2 separate regions of the Homo sapiens genome follow, and region 1 is linked to region 2. A link is an interaction called in ENCODE POLR2A ChIA-PET data of the cell type or tissue named here. Cell type or tissue: A673. All regions are shown on one strand. Each heading gives the region's core, and the rest is flanking DNA. Links, peaks and the distances in the headings are about the cores only.

Evidence for each region. Peaks named below come from ENCODE experiments on the same cell type or tissue, not always from the same donor. Only the 100,000 strongest peaks of a DNase experiment are listed, where the experiment ranks them.
Region 1: POLR2A ChIA-PET joins it to region 2 with 11 read pairs; 4 of 35 experiments call an interaction of 5 or more read pairs at or near these places.

The regions. Positions count from the first base shown.
Region 1 is chr1:27,494,436-27,498,830 of GRCh38, reverse strand. No RefSeq gene overlaps it. Among named protein-coding and RNA genes, the nearest start is that of WASF2, 6.5 kb to the right of the region's middle. In A673, for the core only: no CTCF peak of the experiment used is centred there; a DNase peak (open chromatin) is centred at 1,920.
Region 2 is chr1:27,766,772-27,771,166 of GRCh38, reverse strand. No RefSeq gene overlaps it. Among named protein-coding and RNA genes, the nearest start is that of STX12, 4.2 kb to the left of the region's middle. In A673, for the core only: no CTCF peak of the experiment used is centred there; no DNase peak of the experiment used is centred there.

The sequences.
Region 1 (4,395 bases), core at 303-4,302, 270 kb after region 2:
GCCCCACCCCCATCTCTATTTAAAAAAAGAAGAAGAAGAAGACCAGCCTGGGCAACATGGCAAAACCCCGTCTCTACAAAAAATAAATAAATAAATAAAAATTTGCCGAGCATGGTGGCACGCACCTGTAGTCCCAGCTACTTGGAGGCTGAGGTGGGAAAATCACTTGAGTCCAGGAGGTAGAGGCTGCAGTGAGCTGAGATAGCACCACTGCACTCCAGTCTGGCGACAGAGTGAGACCTTGTCTCAAAAAAATAAAAAACAAAAATAAATAAATAATTCAGGCCGGGTGCGGTGGCTCACACCTGTAATCCCAGCACTTTGGGAGGCTGAGGTGGGAGGATCACCTGAGGTCGGGAGTTTAAGACCAGCCTGACCAACATGGAGAAACACTGTCTCTACTAAAAATTTAAAATTAGCCAGGCGTGGTGGCACATGCCTGTAATCCCAGCTACTCGGGAGCCTGAGGCAGGAGAATTGCTTGAACCCTGGAGGCGGAGGTTGTGGTGAGCTGAGATGGCGCCATTGCACTCCAGCCTGGGCAACAAGAGTGAAACTCTGTCTCAAAAAAAAAAAAAAAAAAAAAAAAATTCAAGCAGGATTTTGAAGGTAGGAGGAAAGAGAATAACAGGTACTTACTGAGGGCATAGTACCAATAAAAACAGGCTGGGCACGGTGGCTCACGCCTGTAATCCCAGCACTTTGGGAGGCCGAGGTGGGCAGATCACGAGGTCGGGAGTTCGAGACGAGCTTGGCCAACATGGTGAAACCCCATCTTCAAAAAATACAAAAATTAGCTGGGCATGGTGGTGGGTGTCTGCAATCTTAGCTACTCAGGAGGCTGAGACGTGAGAATCACTTAAACCCAGGAGGCGGAGATTGCAGTGAGCTGAGATCATGCCACTGCACTCCAGCCTGGGTGACAGAGCGAGACTCCATCTCAAAAAAAAAAAAAAAGAAAAATCATAATCATCAGCAGCAGCATCATCATCATGGGAACTATCACTAAATGTGCCATAGTGTGATGAGTAAGAGCACAGATTAAGCTCTACCCCTTACTGGCTGTGTGAGCATGTGCAAGTTATAGAAATCTCCTTGTGCCTCAGTTTCCTCATCTGCAAACTGGGGTTAGTAATAATATCTACCGTATCAGGAGTTAAATAGGTAAATATATGCAAGGTGCTGAGAACTATGCCAGGTACACATGGGCACTGTGTATTTCCTATCACTGTTATTGCTGAACACTTTGGTCCTGCCAGGCAGTTTTATCTGCCATCTCACTTGGTCCTCACAGCAGCCTGAGAGACAGGGATTATTGTCCCCTTTTACAAAGAAATGAGGCGTAAACAGGCCAGGCAGCTTGCTAAGGTCACTTGCTGGGTAAGTGGCAGGAATGGGATTTGAACCTAGGTCTCTCTGCCCCTCCCACCCACCCCATTTCCCTGACTGTGGAACCTGCCTGAAGGAGGAGGAGGAGGAGGAGGAGGAGGAGGAGGAGGAAGAGGAGGAGATGGCATAGTGGGAAGGCAGGGAGGCTTCACCGAGCTGGGGCCTTGGAAGCAGAGCAGCAGGCATTTTTTCCAGAGCTTTCATTTCCGTCTGCTTCTTCTAAGCAGGTGAAAAACCCCACAGAGGACCCTTCCCTGAGTACCCCCGCCCCCACCCTATTTCCTCCCCCACCCAGCACTGCCTCTGTCCCCCACACTGGGAGCGGGGAGGTCAGGCATGCAGCGTGGGGGATGCAGGGGAGGGGAGTGAGGAGGTGGGGGAGCATCATTCCAGATCCTTCCCCTCAGCAACCCTCTCTTCCCCATCAAAGGCGCTCAGGGAGGAGAGAGCATTCCAGGTGGAAGGAATGGCAAATGCAAAGGCTGCAGATTAAGGATGTGGAGGTGGGGAAAGCCTGCGAGCTTGGCTGGAACCGAGGTTCGTGGCCCCCTGGGATTGCTCAGTGAAGAACTTGCTTGACGAGAGAAAGAGAGAGAGAGAGAGAGACTGTGGACCTAGCAAGAGCTGAGGATGCCAGAGGGAGGGGGGTGACCTGGAGATCATTCTGGGCTCTGAGTACAGTGCTCTCCACCCTTCTCCCCTCAGATGGGGGTCAGGGAGAGGGGAGGGGTGATTCTTCCTGGTCCCTATGCTTTGTTGCTCCCCCTGGAATTCCTTAGCTGACTGCACTCTGTCAGTTCCGTACCCAGTGCTGGCTCATAGCTTTTTAACACATTCTCTCATTGCATTTGTATTTTCTCTTCAGCTCCATGAGACTAGTTTTATTCACTCCATTTTATAGGTTAGAAAACTGAGGCTCAGCTAGGTTGTTTTTTTGTTTTTTTGTTTTTTTTTGTGGGGGCGGGGCGGGGAACGGAGTTTCACTCTGTTTGGCTGGAGTGCAGTGGCGCGATCTCGGCTCACTGCAACCTCTGCCTCCCGGGTTCAAGCAATTCTCTTGCCTCAGCCTCCTGAGTAGCTGGGATTACAGGCGCCCACCACCATGCCCAGCTAGTTTTTGTATTTTTATTTTTATTTAAGAAAAAATGTTTTTTGAGCCGGAGTCTCGCTCCGTCGCCCAGGCTGGAGTGCAGTGGCATGATCTCCGCTCACTGCAACCTTCGCCTCCCAGGTTCAAGCGATTCTCCTGCCTCAGCCTCCCGAGTAGCTGGGACTACAGGCGCGTGCCACCACGTCTGGCTAATTTTTTTGTATTTTTAGTAGAGACGGGGTTTCACCATATTGGCCAGGATGGTCTTGATCTCTTGACCTCGTGATCCGCCTGCAGCTGAGATTACAGGTGCCTGCCACCACGCCCAGCTAATTTTTGCATTTTTAGTAGAGACAAGGTTTCACCATGTTTGTCAGGCTGGTCTCGAACTCCTGACCTCAGGCAATCCGCCCGCCTCGGCCTCCCAAAGTGCTGGGATTACAGGCATGAGCCACTGTGCCTAGCCCTGTTTTTTACATTTTTATCTATTTATTTATTTATTTTGAGCCTAGGTTAGGAAACTGGCTAATTCTTGTATTTTTGATAGAGATGGGGTTTTGTCATGTCACCCAAGCTGGTCTTGAACCCCAGGCTCAAGCGATCCCCCTGCCTTGGCATCCCAAATTGTTGGGAATACAGGTGTGAGCTACCATGCCTGGCCCTTTCCCCTCATTTGTAAAATGAGGATGATAATAACAGGACCTAATTTATAGGACTGAGGCTGGGCGCAGTGGCTCACGCCTGCAATTCCAGTACTTTGGGAGGCCGAGGCGGACAGATCACTGGAGGTCTGGAGTTCACGACCAACCTGGCCAACATGGTGAAACCTCGTCTCTACAAAAAATACAAAAATTAGCCAGGCGTGGTGGTGCAAGCTTGTAATCCCAGCTACTTGGGAGGCTGAGGCAGGAGAATTGCTTGAACTGGGGAGGCAGAAGTTGCAGTGAGCCAAGATCATGCCACTGCACTGCAGCCTGGACGACAGAGCAAAACTGTGTCTCAATAAATAAATAAATAATTTATAGGACTGATATAAGGATTGACGAGTTAATGCATGTAAAGCAATTTGCACATTCCTGGCATGTAGCAAATGCTCACTAAATGTTGGTCCTTATTAATATTACCACTAAATGCACAATACCACCTCCCACTCTGAAAGCAACTTCTTTATCTGCATTGCCTAAAAGGAAAAATTAAGGCTCCTATTTTGGGACAACCTTCAAGCAATCACTGTGCTAAGTGTTTCATATTTATGATCACATTTAATTTGAACATATCTGGAAAATAAAAACAATTATGGCCAGGCCTGGTGGCTCACGCCTGTAATTCCAGCACTTTGGGAGGCTGAGGTGCTGAGTCCAGGAGTCCTAGACCAGCCTGGGCAACACAGCAAGACCCCATTTCTATTTTTTTTTTGAGACAAAGTCTCACTCTGTTGCCCAGGCTGGAGTGTAGTGCTGCGATCTCGGCTCACTGCAACCTCTGCCTCCTGGGTCTACGCCATTCTCCTGCCTCAGCCTCCTGAGTAGCTGGGACTACAGGTGCCGGCCACCATGCGCGGCTAATTTTTTGTATTTTTAGTAGAGACGGGGTTTCACCGTGTTAGCCAGGATGATCTCGATCTCCTGACCTCGTGATCTGCCCGCCTCGGCCTCCCAAAGTGCTGGGATTACAGGTGTGAGCCACTGCGCCTGGCCGACCCCATCTCTATTTTCTAAAATTATTAAATAAAAACAATTATGATTTTCATTTTATCGATAAGGAAATTGAGGCTCAGAGAGGTGAAGTCACCTGCCCAAAGTCACACAGCTAGGAAGTGGTATAATAGTGATTCAAATCCAGGTTTGTCTGGCTCCAAAGTCTCGTATGACAATTCAGGCCGGGCACAGTGGCTCATGCCTGTAATCCTAGTACTT
Region 2 (4,395 bases), core at 282-4,281:
TTTAGGCTGGGCGCGGTGGCTCACAACTGGAATTCCAGCACTTTGGGAGGCTGAGGCAGGCTGATCATTGCTTGAGCTCAGGAGTTCGAGACCAGCCTGGGCAAAATGGCAAAACCCTATCTCTACCAAAAATACAAAAATTAGCTGGGCATAGTGGCCTGAGCCTGTAGTCCCAGCTACTCGGGAGGCTGAGGCAGGAGTGTAGCTTAAGCCAGGGAGGCAGAGGTTGCAGTGAGCATCTCTCATAGCAGTAAATCTGTGCCTTGCAAATACTGGATGTCAAACAAACATTTATTGAATTAACACATGAATAATAAAAATAATAATTTTATCATTGCTTAAATGCCTGTTAGGTGCCAGGCAGTATGAACACATTTTGTGTACGTTATCAGTAATCTCCAAGATAAAGCCCATCTGATAAAGACCACCTGTAGTCAGACAAAGTTAAGTTTATTAACTTGCTGCTGCAAGGGAAACTGCACACCAAAAGAATCATGGAGCATGTCACAAAACACAGGAAGACAGTGAGTTATTCCAGGATTTGGGGGAAAGAAATGTAGATAAATTTTTAAAGAAGCAGTGTTTTGATAGCCCCCAAACACACCAGGCTATGTGTAAAGGGATTATCATCAGGCCCCAGCTAACAAGATCCTGTTTCCTTGGAAACCATGATGCCAAGATAAATGTGGAATGTTGTGTCTGGAAACCCCTTATCTGAAGCTCTGCACCTGCGTTAGAAATTGAGGCTGCTCTTCTGCATCAAAGTAACTGATCCTCCAGGTAAGAGTGATATATTCCATTCTTACTGATAATTTGAGCAACAAATTTTCTAAAAATCTATGGCTTTAGAGAAAATGTCTCTCAGCTCTACATACTTTTGTTAATTAACGAAAGTAGTCTTCATGGGTTTGCACCCATCAAGGCGATATTAGCTCCTTGGTACGGATAAAGAAACTAGAGATTCTGGGTACTTGCCTAATGTCATACAGCTGTTAAGTGACAGAGCCAGGATTCCCATGCACCTTCTGACCCAGCAATTCTACTCCTAACTATATACCCAACTATGCGTGTTCCAAAAATCAGGTATAGTTCATAGGAGCATTTTTAGGACCAAGCAGCATTTTTCTATACTTATTTACTTTTTGTTTTTTTTTTTCGGAGACAGGCTGGAGTGCAGTGGCGTGATCTCGACTCACTGCAGCCTCAATCTCCCTGGCTCAAGCCATCTTCCTACCTCAGGCCTCCAAGTAGCTGGGACTACAGGCACGCACCACCACACCTGGCTAATTTTTGTATTTTTTTGTTGAGATGTGGTCTTGCCATGTTGCCCAGGCTGGTCTCAAACTCCTGGGCTCAAGCAATTCACCCACCTCGGCCTCCCAAAGTGCTGGGATTACAGGAGTGAGCTATGACACCCAGCCCTTACATTTAATTTTTATTGAGTTATAATTGATATACAATCGAATGCACAGATAGTAAGTGTTCAGCTCAATGGATTTTGACACTTGTACACATCCATGTAACTGCCACACCCAAATCAAGAGATAAAACATTTTTATCATCACCCCAGAAAGTTTCCTTGACTTATGCTCCTTTTTAATCCATTTCCCTCATCACTGGAAGTTACTTACTGATTTTTTTTTTTTTTTGAGATGGAGTCTCACTCTGTCGCCCAGGCTGGAGTGCAGTGGCACGATCTTGGCTCACTGCAACCTCCACCTCGTGATTCAAGCAATTCTCCTGCCTCATCCTCCCAAGTAGCTGTGAATATGGGCATGCGCCACCATGTCCAGCTAATTTGTTTTGTATTTTTAGTGGAGACAGGGTTTCACCATGTTAGTCAGGCTGGTCTCGAATGATCCACCCGCCTCGGCCTCTCAAATGATCCGCCTGGCTCAGCCTCTCAAAGTGCTGGGATTACAGGCATGAGCCACACTGCACCTGGACTTTACTTTCTGATTTTTGTCACTACAGATTAGCTTTGTCTGCTCTTGGACTTCATACTTTATATATTCTTTAGTGTTTGGCTTTTTTCAATTAACACAATGTTTTTGAGATTTATCCATGATGTCACATATATCAGTAGTTTGGTCTTTTTTTATTACTCATTAGTATTTCCTCATATAAATATACTTACAGTTTGATTATCCATTCTCTTATTGATGGATGTTTGCATTGTTTCCAATTTGGTGTTATTATGAAGTTCATAGCAGTATTTATTTTTACTAGTTCCAAACTGTAAACAACTCGAATATCCATCAACAGAGGTTTGTATAAACAGATATTATAAAGCACAAAAATAAATGGCCTACTGCTGTGTGAACAACATAGGTGACCTCTTCCCAACAATGCATAGCTAAAGAAGCCAGACACAAATTAGCTAGGCACAGTGGTGCACACCTGTAGTCCTAGCTACCTGAGAGATCAAGGTGAGAGGATCCTTGAGGCCAGGAGGTCAAGGCTGCAGTGAGCTATGATTGCACCACTGCACTCCAGCCTGGGCGACACAGCGAGACCCTGTCTCTTAAAAAAAAAAAAAAAAAAAAAAAAAAAAAGGAGAAGAGGAAGCTAGACATAAAATGAGTACAATCTGTATCATTTCATCTTTATTAAGTTCAAAACTGGCCAAATTAAATCTATGTTATTAAAAGTCAGAATAGGGCCAAGTGCAGTGGCTCATGTCTGCAATCCCAGCACTTTGGGAGGCCAAAAGGATGGATCACTTGAGCTCAGGAGATCAAGACTACCCTGGACAACATGGTGAAACCCTGTCTCTACAAAAAATACAAAAATTAGCTGGGCATGGTGGCACAGGCCTGTAATCCCAGCTACTCGGGAGGCTGAGGTGGGAGGATGGCTTGCACCCGGGAGGCAGAGGTTGCAATAAGCCAAGATCATGAAGTATCACTATTACTATCAGTATGGTGAGCTTCCTGGGGACTGGTAGGGAGGAGTTAATGGGGAAATTCACTTAGGTTGCAAATAATACTGTATTAAAATTAGCACTCATCATATATTGCTGGTGGGGATGCAAAATGGTACAGTCACTTTGGAAAATAGTTTTACAGTCTCGTATACAGTTAAGAATAAATTTACCATACAACCCAGCAATTCAGCAGCTCCACTGCTATATATTTACCCAAGAATAATAAAAACACATTTCTATTAAAAGACCTGTATGCAAATGTTTACGGCAGCTTTATTCGTAATAACCAAAAACTGGAAGCAGCTCAAGTGTCCATCAACTGCTGAAGAGATAAACTGTGGTACATCCATACAGTGGAAAACTATTCAGCTATAAAAAGAAACTACTGAGACATGGAATAAATTACTGAGACATGCAAAAACACGGATGAATCTCAAACACATACGCTAAGTGAAAAAAGTCAGACGTAAAAGGCCATATCCTATATGATTTTATTTATATGACATTCTCTTTTTTTTTTGAGATGGAGTTTCACTCTTGTCGCCCAGGCTGGAGTGCAATGGCATAATCTCGGCTCACGGCAACCTCTGCCTCCCAAGCTCAAGCGATTCTCCTGCCTCAGCCTCCCGAGTAGCTGGGATTACAGGCATGTGCCACCATGCCTGGCTCATTTTGTATTTTTAGTAGAGATGGGGTTTCGCCATGTTGGTCAGGCTGGTCTTCAACTCCTGGCCTCACGTGATCCGCCCACCTTGGCCTCCCAAAGTGCTGGGATTATAGGCGTGAGCCACCGCACCTGGCTACATGACATTCTTGAAAAGGCAAAGCTATAGGAATATAAATCAGATTAGTGGTTGCATAAAGGCTGGTGTGGAGGGAAGGGCACCAAAGGACTCAAGGGAACTTTTGGGGTTGATGAATATGTTCCATGTCTTGATTATGGTGGTGATTACACAGCTGCATATACTTGTCAAAACTCATTGTGCACTGAGGGTTATTTTTGTGTATGCCAATTTTATACACACACACAGAGACACACATACTTAAATGACACTCTAGAAATCAACGCAATAAAGTGGCATATATGAGGTGGGTAATGTGGAGTTGAAAAAGAGGTATAAAAGTTGTGGGTTGCAATAATGGTCTGACGGCCTAGAAGTGACATAGGACTAAAGTGACTTCGGAAGCAAAAAAACAAGTAAACATACATGTTCATTCTAATTTATGCCTCTATCACCTTCCTTCTTAGGAAACATAAAATGTTGATTCTGTAGAAGTCATAGATGATAATAGCTTACAAAATTGAGTGCATACTATGTACCAAGCACTGTTCTAAAGACTTCTACATGTAGCTGGGCATAGTGGCTTGAGCCTGTAGTCCCAGCTTCTCGAGAAGCTGAGGTAGGAAGATTGCTTGAGTCTAAGAGTTCGAGGCTGCAGTGAACTGTGATCACGCCACTGCTCTCTAG